Linked DNA regions of Homo sapiens: all the other regions are linked to region 3. A link is a contact called in ENCODE Hi-C or POLR2A ChIA-PET data. All regions are on one chromosome and are shown on one strand. Each heading gives the region's core, a stretch centred on a gene start or an enhancer-like site at or near the end of the contact. The rest is flanking DNA. Distances are from core to core; before and after follow the strand shown.

Region 1 (2,723 bases), core at 163-2,662, 1.5 Mb before region 3:
ACAATATTTCGTGAGGCATGTGAGGATTGAAAGCCTCATAGAGTCCTTCAGCCATGCTCTTGGCATAAGGACTGATGTGTTTATAGTGACTGGTGAATTGTCAGACCTCAACCAACCACCGTTCTCCACTGGAAGCTGATCTTGGAAAGGTCAGAGGTCCCGAGGGTCTGCAGGTGGGAAGGAGGAGACTGACATTTATTGAGCACCTACTTGGTGCCAGACACTGAAAGTATTAGAGATTAAGGGTGACTTGCCTCTGTTCTGGCCCCAAAGAAGCACCATCTGATAGAAAAATAAGTAGCAACATGGTATGGTAGAGTCTGGAATGGGGTTTACTGTGAATTGCGTAGGGCGTGGCAGAATTCACAGTAAAAGGTTTTTGGAAGAAGTGACACCATGGTGGGGTATTACTGAGCAAAGGGGAAAAGGAGGGAGGGAGAGGAGGTAAGAATATACAAGGCTCCGCTGGGCGCGGTGGCTCAGGTCTGTAATCCCAGCACTTTGGGAGGCCAAGGCAGGCGGATCACAAGATCAGGGAATCGAGACCATCCTAGCTAACACGGTGAAACCCCATCTCTACTAAAACTACAAAAAAATTAGCCGGGCGTGGTGGCGGGCCCCTGTAATCCCAGCTGCTCGGGAGGCTGAGGCAGGAGAATGGCGTGAACACGGGAGGCGGAGCTTGCAGTCAGCCGAGATTGCGCCACTGCACTCCAGCCTGGGCGACTGAGCGAGACTCCCGTCTCCAAATAAATAAATTAATTAATTAAAGAATACACAAGGCTCCACTGGGTTACTGGGTGTGCTGTAGGGAGATTTTATTGAATCCCATACTCCCATATTGGAAGAACACTCAAGCCCATTTACAGTGTGGGACTAATGCTGAGAGGTTGAGTCACATTGGCAGGAAAGAGCAGAGCCAGGAACTGAAGCTAGGTCTGTGACTTAGAGCCGGCACTCTTTCCACTGCAGAGGGGAGAGGTCTCAAGGCAGAACCTGGGGCTGTGCACACCGCGGGAAGGGCAGAGGCCCCTGGAAACGAACAGGAGCAGGAGGCCCAGGGCTGCGCAGCAACCAAGGAGGACACGAGGAAGGTGCTTGTGCCACCGGTGGAAGACGTGGCTTTGGCTTTTAGGCTCCCCTCGGGGCAGGAGCAGATCAAAGAGCCTAGCCCCAGCTTCGGTGGTGGGTGGGGGGTCCTCCCGGCAGCGGGGAGCGTGGGCACCAGCATCCTCAGCCTGCGGCTCCCAGGCGAGTGTGGGAGGGCAGAGCCCAGAGAATTGGAGGTGGGGCCAATGTGGGCCCCGCCCCCAACCATTGTGTCGGAGAGGGAAGTGGACGAGCTCCTCGGTAAGAACCAATGAGGATGTGGTATGCAAATAAGCAAGTGGAGGCCGCCAGCCGACTTCCTCGCACTGTGCAGCTGCTCCAGTGAGGGCGCAGACTGTACTGGCCTGTGCGGAGCAAGGCGGTGTTTCTGGTGAGTCTGTTGATTCTGGGCTGGGGTGAAAGCCAGGTTGCCCAGGGTTTGGGAGGAGGGCGGGTCGAGCACACGCAGATCCAAAGATGATCGGAGACAGGATTGTCCTCAGCGATTCCACCCCGATGACTCTGGAAACTGCCTGCCTGCAGACGCATGGGGGCCATGGAGCAGAGGAAGGGCTGGATGCATGAAGGAGGCGGGGTGCGGGGAGCGAGGGACCCGCAGACTCCAGGGCCACAGATGCGTGGACCTATTGGAGACCCTCAGGTTGTCTCCCCACCCCACGCAGAGAGGAATGCGCAGCTGAAGAGAGAGGTGGGCAGCAGGCCCGGTCACCTGCCAGGTGACCACATGGCCAGGTGCCGCCACCACTCGGGTTACCTGGCCGATGACGAGGCCAGCCACTCCATGTGCAGTGCACGGGTAAGTGTGCCCAGCAGGGCGCCGACCCTTGAGGCCACAACATGTTCCCCACCAACCCTGGCACCCAAGACCACAACCCCCATTTCTCATTGTCTATTGACTTCTCTGGGCCTCTTAGTGAAGTCCTTATTGCCTTGACTTCTCCTATGTCCCCCACTGCTTGCCCCTGTCACACTCAATTTCATTCCTTGTTTCCTCCTGACTTCCAGCGACCCAGAAGGTGCTTGGGTGGACTGGGACCCTAGAGTGGGAGCATGGAGTTGACTAGGTGCCTATGGCTCAAGTTGGAGAAACAGGCCCGGGTAGCACAGGGCTCAAGACCTCAGGTGTTGTCTGCACTCAAGACCTCAGATGTTGTTTGCAGCCCTGCCATGGATACAGGGATGGCCTGCTGCATGGACAGATGAGGAGCTGGAGGGAGACTCCGAGAGATTCATGATTGCTCATCCTGCCACGTGTCAGGGCAGAAGCAGGCTTGCAGACTCCTTAGCCAGGACTTGTGTGTGTGAAATGTAGGTGTTAGGAAAGCTTCGGGGTGACCCTGAATAGACCTCCACTTTGCAGATGAGGACATTGGACCTCAAGAGGGGCCATCTTGCACACTGGCATCAGGCTGTAGGTGGCAGAGCCAGGGTCCAAACCCAGGGCTTCCAGACTCCAAAATGCAGCTCCTTCCACTACTCACTCCCACCCAGGTCCTAGTGTTACCCCAGGGAACCCTTCACCTGTAGGGCACCCCTGCCCCCTGTGACATACCTGTCTGCTCAGGTGCAGCTGCCCAAGAAGCCACTGGTCCCAGAAATGCGGCCAGCCTGCA
Region 2 (2,805 bases), core at 297-2,796, 1.3 Mb after region 3:
ATGGTAGTTGGCCTGGGAGCCAGCATGTGACTTGAGAGCATCACGTCCTGCAAAGTCCAGGTGAGGCCTGGGCAGTGCCTGCTGTGTGGGACCACAGCCCCTGGTGGCTCTCAGCTGTGTCCTGACACTCCAAAGAAGGTCTTAGTACCCTCTCACAGACCTAATACCCGAGCCACCTAACCCCAAATGAGCTAGAACTGCCTTCCCAACCGTGTTTGCGGGGTCTGTCTTGTCTATTGCAGCGCAAACAGAGCCCTGAGCACGCAGGAGAGCAGAGGAAGGACAGACAGAAGATGGATGGATGGATGAAGGCGGGAAGCACAGGCTGAGGGGATTTAGGGCATGTGTGGTGGGGGTGCTGTGGAGAGGAGACTGCACAGGCAGGAGCTGAGCTGGTGAATGGGAGGGTTCTAGCTCCCAGAAGGGTCTGGGCCATTGACAGGAGGGGCTTGGTCCTAGGAGGTGGGTGGTCCAGAGGTTGCAAGGAGCAGAGGAGCCCAGATGGGGAAGGGAATGGAGCTGGGGTGCAGAGAGGAGCCCCCACACAACTGCCCACATCCTGTGCAGAACCTGGGGCTCTGGGTGGTGGGAAGAGGCAGTTTCATGGCGGAGGAGGCCTGGGCCCCTGCAGCCTGGACTCCATGGATCTGGCCAGGGACTGGGGAGGATCAGGTGGAGAGAGGAGCAGCAGAGCAGCTGCCCCTCGTCCCAGCACAGGGGATGATGGGAGCCCAGGGAAGGCAGGACCCTGGCTTCGGGCATTTTCTCTGCTAGAATCTCTCGATACCTCTCTCCCTTCACCTTCTCCTCCAAGTCTCACCCAGATGATGTTTCTGTGAGTTGCCATGGGGATTCTCTCACCACCCCCCGCCAACACCCCGCAGGGGAAGCTTGTTCCAGGAGTCACTGGGCAGGGGCTGCTGCTGCTCTTCTGTGCCCACTCCTCGGATGTGCCGCTGCAGCCCTGGTCTCTGGCATCGGCCGTCACCTGGTGGAGAGGCTGCCGGAGCTGGCCAAGCAGAGGGAGGCCGATGGTGCCACTTGGTGTCTCCTCTGGCATCTGGGCAGGAGACTTCTCCCCAGAGGCCCCGGGCTGGTCTGCCCGTGTCACAGGAGGACTCGCCTCTGGTCCCTCAGTGGCCTCTGCAAACCCTGAGCCAGCCTGGGGGAGGCTGCTCAGTGGGGAAGAAGCAGTGGCCAGGCTCTGCTTGGTCACCCTGCCCTCCTGTCAGCCTCCGGGGCTGCCTCGTCGCACCTGCCCAGGGACCCAACAGCCGGTCCTCACCCCTCCCATCCTCATTGCAGCCACCCTGGGGCATTGTGAGGCCCTGCACCCAGCACTGCCCCTTCAAGCCTCCCACAGGGTCCCGCCCAGGACTCCTGGGCTCTGTGTCCGCGGGGCCATCTAGAAACACTCCCTTGTCCCCCCTTCAGCGGCATAGTACCTGTTGCCCGCCATCTGAGGGAGGTGCAGGTGCCAATCCTTCACGTGACGTGACGTGGCTCACCACAGCCTGTGTACATGTGAGCAGCCGCGTGCAGAGGGGAAGCTCTGCCTGGGCCTCAGGGACTGTGACATGGAGCAGGAGCCGCCCCCAGCCAAGCTGCTTTCAGCACAGCGTGGGCCCCCAGCACCTTGGTGCGGGGTGCGGCCCCTCGGAGGAGGGCTGTCAGGTGAAGCCTCGTGTGAGGGGGTGAGTGGCCCCCAGGCGGGGAGGAGGGGGTGCTGTGGCCTTCCTGGCCCCTAGCCTGGACACATGGGGGTGTGGGGAGCAGGAGCTGGGGCCCCCAGCACTGGCCCCGGGGCTGCGATGTGGGGGCTGCTCTGTGAGGCAGGCTCAGAGCCTTAGCCTCCAGCTGCAGGGAGCTGGGTCTTGGCCCCATCTTGCCCACATCCTGCCACCAGGAGCAGAGAGCTGCAGCTGCACCCGGGCTGTGGGGGAGGGATGCCAGGTGTATCTCTGGGTCCCGGGCCCAGCCTGCACCCAGCGCCTGAAGTAAGGGCCACCGGGCAGCCCCGGAGGTCAGGAGGGAAGTGGAGCCCGTGCTGGGTGGCTGCTTACCACTGGGCAGTGAGGAAGGCACCTGCGCTGATGAGTTTGGAAGGGGTATGGGGATCCTGGGGCCCTGGGTTCTGGGAGGTTCATGCCCAGGCCCCCCTGGGCCATCCCAAAAGCCAGTCATAGTGGGGCCCACAACCTGCCGTGCCCTGCCGAGCTCCCGCAAGCCACTTGTTGATGCTTCTCAGTCCACCCCATGCCTCTCAACCGTTTCCTCCTAGACTAGGTCTCTTCATGGCGTTTCTGGGAGAATTCCTCAGTACTAGCTTCAGATCCCCAGTCGTCTCTTCCACTGTACGTGTGCCTGAAGCTCACCACATCCCTTACTTCAGTCCTTCTATTTTTCAGTCCCTGGATTTTGTATTATTTCTTGTTCATATCCACCTGTCCTTGTTTCATTTCCGCCAGTCGGTTCAGAAGTTCTCATTCTTGTCTACGGATGCCATTCCTTTCTTTGCCTCTTTGGAGATTCTAAAGGTCTCTGAAATCATTATTAGATTACTGTATTACCTTCCTTCCTACTGGAATGAATTCACCTCCATGTTTTTTATTCTGTTGCTTACCTTTCTTAGCCTTCATATACCTCTTGCGCTTTGAAATTGATTTGCGACTCCTCTTAGCTGAGCCAATGTTGTGGAGACAGGGAGTGGCCTGCAGTGCCTGAAACTGCAGGGCAGCAGCCGCCTCCCAGGAATGTCCTGGGTCCTTTCCTCCTTTGAGGTCCCCTGCCATATGCTCAGATGGG
Region 3 (2,700 bases), core at 34-2,533:
AAACCACTGATACTTTCATCTGGATCTTCAGTCAAAGGCATTAAAGGACAAAACAAACCAAACAAGCAAACTCCAAGTTGGTCACTCTGTTTAGTGCTTACCTTGTGCCAGCAATAAGTAGTATCCAATTCAACTACCCCATAAGGAGGGGGCTGGTATTATCCACATTTTACAAATGAGGAAACTGAGGTTCTGGCCAAGGAGCTTACTGGAGGCCATGAAACTGGTAAGACTAGAAGCCAGTGTTCAAATCTGGGTCTAGCTCATTCACTGCCAGGAACCCATATTCAGATGCTTCTGACACATCCATGAAAAGGAATTAATGTTAAAAGGTGATTTATGGCCACGCGCAGTGGCTCACGCCTGTAATCCCAGCACTTTGGGAGGCCCGAGGCAGGCGGATCACAAGGTCAAGAGATCGAGACCATCCTGGCCAACATGGTGAAACCCCGTCTCTACTAAAAATACAAAAATTAGCTGGGCGTGATGGCGCATGCCTGTAGTCCCAGCTACTCGGGAGGCTGAGGCAGGAGAATCGCTTGAATCAGGGAGGCGGAGGTTCCAGTAAGCCAAGATCGCGCCACTGCACTCCAGCCTGGCGACAAAGCAAGACTCCGTCTCAAAAAAAAAAAAAAAAAAAAAAGTGATTAACTTTTATTGCCGACACACACACACACTTTCAGCAACTATGGGCAGTGTAGGTTAGTAGTTAAGAACTGGCTCCAGATTCAGGCCTGGGTGACCTTGGCAAGTTACTTCCTCTATCTGTGTCTTTCTGCAGCTTCAAAGGGGAGATGATAACAGTACCTCCTTCCCTGCCTCCCAGAGTTGTCATATTAACGAATACACGTAAGCCTGGCATACCAGGGCTTCAGCTATGTTGGCTGTGGTTATTATTACGGTTATTATCATGGTTAGTAGAATGGACAGGCCACAGGCCTGTAGGAATCTACTCCAGTAAAAGGTAAGCCAGATGCTCACGCGGGACACCAGATGACAACGGTAGAAGTGGGGGCCGGACTGGGAGGGACGTGGCCATGTTTGAGTTGAGCTCCCCTCACAGGAACGGTGGGTGCTGGAGACAGGGGCCTGCCTTCTTCTAAGCGGCGTGGGCTGGGAGAGTCCGGCCGGAGACAAAAGACCGTGATTTTGAGTGTGGGGACACGGCCCCGTGTGAATGGGACTGGGTGGGTCACTGGGCCCCCCTGTCCCCGGGCCCCTAGCCCACCACCGCCGCCTCACCTGCCTCCGCAGCCCTTTCTGCTTCCAGTAGCCCGCGCCACTGGCCAACCTATTCAGTTGCCAGGCGACATCGTTGCCAGGCGACTCCAGCAGCGTCCGCGGCGCCGCGGTCGACATAATCAGCACCCACTGCGCAGGCGCAAACAGCCCAAGGCTGCGGCCGGCTGCAAAGCGGGAACAATCATTTACAGGGTTGCTGTGGAGACCAAAGGCAGCTCAGCTTTGTTCAAAGTACAGAAGGGAAAGGAAGTGACTTATTTACGCCCTTCTCTGTACTGGGTACTTTGCATGCCTCTGATCCTCAGAGTAAATTCATAAGGTGGTAACATCTAGTTTAGAGACAAGAACCTCAGAGAAGTTCAGTCGTTTCTCCCAATTTTTTTTTTTGACGGAGTTTCGCTCTTTCACGCAGGCTGGAGTGCAGTGGCGCGATCTTGACTCACTGCAACCTCCGCTCCACTCCGCGCCACCGCACCCAACCCGGGTGCAAGTGATTCTCCTGCCTAAGCCTCCCAAGTAGCTGGGATTATAGGCGGCCGCCATCACACCCAGCTAATTTTTGTATTTTTAGTAGAGACAGGGTTTCGCCATGTTGGCCAGGCTGGTCTCGAACTCCTGACCTCAGATGATCCACCCGCCTCGGCCTCCCAAAATGCTAGGATTACAGGCGTGAGCCACTGCGCTCAGCCAGTTTCCCCCAAATTACATAGGCCTGATCTCAAGACTGCCTAGCCCTGCCCATGCCCCTTGCTCTTCAGGCTGACCGCCTGGTAATGACAAAGGTTAGCCTCTGCAGTGGACCCAACACACTGCTGGCCAGCGTAGCTGTTCTCAAAAGCAAGCCAGACCCAGCCACCACCTGCATAAAACCCTCCATGGCTCCCCACTAGTCTCAGGGCTGAGTCCAAACTCCTAGCCTAGTGCTCCAGTCCCTGGGTGATGGCCTCCTCCAGCCATGCCAGACTCTCTCTTAACCCCTCAAATGCCACCTCGCTCATGAAGCCTGAGCGCTCTGTAACACTAATTATTACCTCTTTATCCTTCAGGATGCAACTTGGTGAACACTTCTTCCATGAAACCTTCCTTCTCCCTGAAGGAGTGAAGTATGGGCCATCCCAAAATATGCTGGATTGGTATATTGACCATTTTGAGTGGACAACATTGGAAAAATAGTGGCCTCAGAAAGGGCTAACTGGGCCAGGTGCAGTGGCTCATACCTGTAATCCTAGCACTTTGGGAGGCTGAAGGGGGAGGGTTGCTTGAGCCCAAGAGTTTGAGGTTACAGTGAGATATGATCACACTACTACACCCCAGCCTGGGTGACAGAGTGAGACCTCAACTCTAAAATAAATAAATAAATAAATAAATAAATAAATAAATAAATAGATATAATTTTAAAAAAAGATACAAGAAAAGGCAAACAGATATGCTTCTTTCTGCATTCAGCAAGCCATAAAG
Region 4 (2,700 bases), core at 1-2,500, 1.3 Mb before region 3:
AAAAAAAACCGTCACTATCATTTCACTTTTCTAAGGGACCTGAATCAAGATGAGGGAGTCTACGTGTGATTCTGCAAGAACTCCATTAAGGCTGCATACATAATGACCACTAAATCATTAACAGGAGTCCATAGCAATTGGGCTAAAACATCTGGGAGCATTTATGCTGGTAAAAGAGCTCACTTGGGGGCTAAAAAAAAAGTCAAATTAGGCCCAACTCTAAACGGATCTTTAACAAATCAAGAGAGTAATGTTAGTTTATCCTTCCTGAAACGCCAGCAGTACGATATTAAAATCCACTTAGAAGTAAAAACTTCAAGACGGAAATATGCCACCAACACTGGCGTCAGTAATCCATTTTAGAAAGCCTGCGCGGAGACCACCATTAGCACCGCTGAGGATATTTAATGAAAGCCGTTGGCTGCAAACAGAGGCGAAGAGAGAAAAACGATTATTTCGGTGTTCTGCACACACGCGGAGGCAAAACGCTTTCAGGACCTCAGCAGCCACCGCCGCCAACACCGACAAGCATCTGATGGAATTCACAGTTTTACAATCGAAAGTCCAAAAGAAGGCCATGATACTAGCAAATTGAGGGGTGGGGACCCTTCCGTTGCCTTCCCGAGGGTCCAGACTTTAAAGGCCGCGCTGCGCCCGGGGCCAAGGGTCCACTAGTACCGGCCTACGCCCCCCGCGCCACTCCCTGAGCCCCTTCCCGAGCGACCGAAGGCCCGGGAACCGCGAGCAACAACACCTAAACCTCAACCGGCCCGGGGCCGCGCCCGAGCCCTGGCGCGCGGACCGCGGTGAAGTCCGGGTTCGAGGTCGCCGCGGCGCCTGAGGCCGAGGCGCGGGCGAGGCCGAGGCTGCGTCCGCTGCGGCCCCGGGCGGTGGGGGGGCCGGGCGTGGCCGGTCGCGGACACTCACCACACCATGCCGTAGGCGCCCTCGCCGATGTACGAGAGGTTGGTGTAGCGCGGCCCCACGTCGAACACCTGCCCGCGGACCATCTCCGGGCCCGCGCCCGCCGCCGCCGCCGCCGCCATGTTGGCTGCCGGGCCGCCGCCGCCTCCGCCGCGCTGAGCTCGACGCTCGGCGGCCGCCGCTCAGCTCTTGTCGCCCCTCCCGCAGGGACTGCGCCGCCGCCGGTGCAGCCGCCGACGCTGACCGGGAGGAGGAAGGAAGACGCCGAGCGGGAGAGCTGAAGAGCCGACAGCCACTCGGACCGATTGCCTGCCTGCCTGCCAGACTGACGGGCGGGCCGGCGGGCGGGCGGAGGGAGGGGCGCGCGCCGAGGAGGGTGCCGGGGCGGGGACAAGAAGTGTGCATGCGGATTGGTTCCTCGCGGCTGGGGGCGGGGCCGCGCGGGCCGGCGGAAGCGGCGGGCTTCGGGAGGGGCACTGCGACGGCGTTGACTGAGGGGGCGCCACTAGGCGCGGTCACGTGCATTCGCGGTGCATTCGCGGGGGCGTCGGTGCGGGTCGCGTCTCTTAAGACACCCAGGGAGACAGACGTGGGGCAGAACTCATGGGCTGAAGTGAGAGATGGCTGGGGCCCAGGCGAGCGACCGAGCAGGGTCCGAACAGAGCCAGCGAGGGACCCCGGGCTGTGCTTGAGGCCCGACGACGCGCCATATCCCGGCAGCGCCGCAGCTCAGGCCTCTGCGAATCTGTGGTCCACACGCTGATAAACTTAGAGGCCTCTGCACTGGGGCAGAAACCGAAAGGCATGACCCAGACCGAGAAAGATATTTGCATACTGAGAAAGTGTGAAACACAATTGTCGAGACTAAAAGGAGACACTGAGAGGATACGCCAATCAGGTTAGTTCAGATGTTTGTTGAGCACACTCCATGTTCCTGGGGATCCACCCTTATAGAAGTTACCTTTTAGAGAGAGGAGACAGACAAATACGTGTAATGCTCAAGTTGTGATAAGTACGATGAAGAAGTACAAAGCAGAAGGGAGGGCGCGGTGTCTCACGCCTATCATCCCAGCACTTTGGGAGGCCGAGGCGGGCGGATCACTTGAGGTCAGGAGTTTGAGACCAGGTCTCTACTAAAAATACAAAAATTAAGTCCGGGCGAGGTGGCTCACGCCTGTAATCCTAGCACTTTGGGAGGCCGAGGCGGGCGGATCACGAGGTCAGGAGTTCAAGACCAGCCTGGCCAACATGGCGAAACCCTGTCTCTACTAAAAATACAAAAATTAGCCGGGCGCAGTGGTGGGCGCCTGTCATCCCAGCTACTTGGGAGGCTGAGGCAGGAGGACAAAGCAGAGAGTAAGGGATTAGGGGGTGGTGGGTCGAAACACATGAGAGATACATTTGCGTTCAGAGACAGACCGAGATTGGTACAGATAGGCAGAAATGCTGACAGAGCAGGTAATGAAATAGAAATGCAAAGATAGAGTCACTAAAACCAAAACATCGAGGTTTAGAGAAAAAGAGACACACCAGGTTAAGAAACAGTCACAAACAACAGAGGTTGAAAAAATAAAAATTAGAGTCCTGAAGCAGGTGGATACCAAGGAAAGCTAAGACAACGAGACGGACAATGACCCAGGCACTGCTTCTGAACCTTTTCCCCTGCCATGTTTGGAGGGAGAAGGAAGAGCGGCAGACCCTATATCCTCTTTGTTCAACTCTTCCAAGTTTAAAACCATCAACTCTTGACTTCTAGACATCAACAAAGATTAATTA

Evidence for each region. Hi-C counts contacts between places; a loop is a spot of excess contacts on that map. ChIA-PET counts read pairs that join two places held with the same protein, here RNA polymerase II (POLR2A). Pooled maps may share reads with other maps.
Region 1: a loop to region 3 is called in a pooled map, with 6 times the contacts of the local background. The contact joins the promoter of CCDC116 here to the promoter of RSPH14 in region 3. A Hi-C loop is called at or near these places in 5 of 50 pooled maps.
Region 2: a map of CD8-positive, alpha-beta T cell shows a loop between it and region 3 (15-fold over the local background). The contact joins the promoter of ADORA2A here to the promoter of RSPH14 in region 3. A Hi-C loop is called at or near these places in 1 of 168 maps with a recorded cell type or tissue (CD8-positive, alpha-beta T cell) and 8 of 50 pooled maps. POLR2A ChIA-PET finds 5 or more read pairs at or near these places in 1 of 52 experiments (naive thymus-derived CD8-positive, alpha-beta T cell).
Region 4: a pooled map shows a loop between it and region 3 (13-fold over the local background). The contact joins the promoter of MAPK1 here to the promoter of RSPH14 in region 3. A Hi-C loop is called at or near these places in 7 of 50 pooled maps.

What each region holds. Positions count from the first base shown.
Region 1 is chr22:21,631,348-21,634,070 of GRCh38, forward strand. CCDC116 (coiled-coil domain containing 116) reads left to right here and starts at 1,413. Exons shown (of 5, transcript NM_152612.3): 1 at 1,413-1,480; 2 at 1,773-1,906; 3 at 2,675-2,723. The coding sequence starts at 1,835. RefSeq lists an enhancer at 1,145-1,644.
Region 2 is chr22:24,426,053-24,428,857 of GRCh38, forward strand. It overlaps ADORA2A (adenosine A2a receptor), which reads left to right and starts at 1,547. Exons shown (of 3, transcript NM_000675.6): 1 at 1,547-1,694. The region is part of intron 18 of SPECC1L-ADORA2A (SPECC1L-ADORA2A readthrough (NMD candidate)); the gene reads left to right. RefSeq lists a silencer at 1,628-1,737.
Region 3 is chr22:23,140,707-23,143,406 of GRCh38, forward strand. It overlaps RSPH14 (radial spoke head 14 homolog), which reads right to left and starts at 1,284. Exons shown (of 7, transcript NM_014433.3): 1 at 1,243-1,284. RefSeq lists an enhancer at 578-1,470.
Region 4 is chr22:21,866,395-21,869,094 of GRCh38, forward strand. It overlaps MAPK1 (mitogen-activated protein kinase 1), which reads right to left and starts at 1,251. Exons shown (of 9, transcript NM_002745.5): 1 at 928-1,251. The coding sequence starts at 1,046. RefSeq lists a silencer at 1,182-1,421.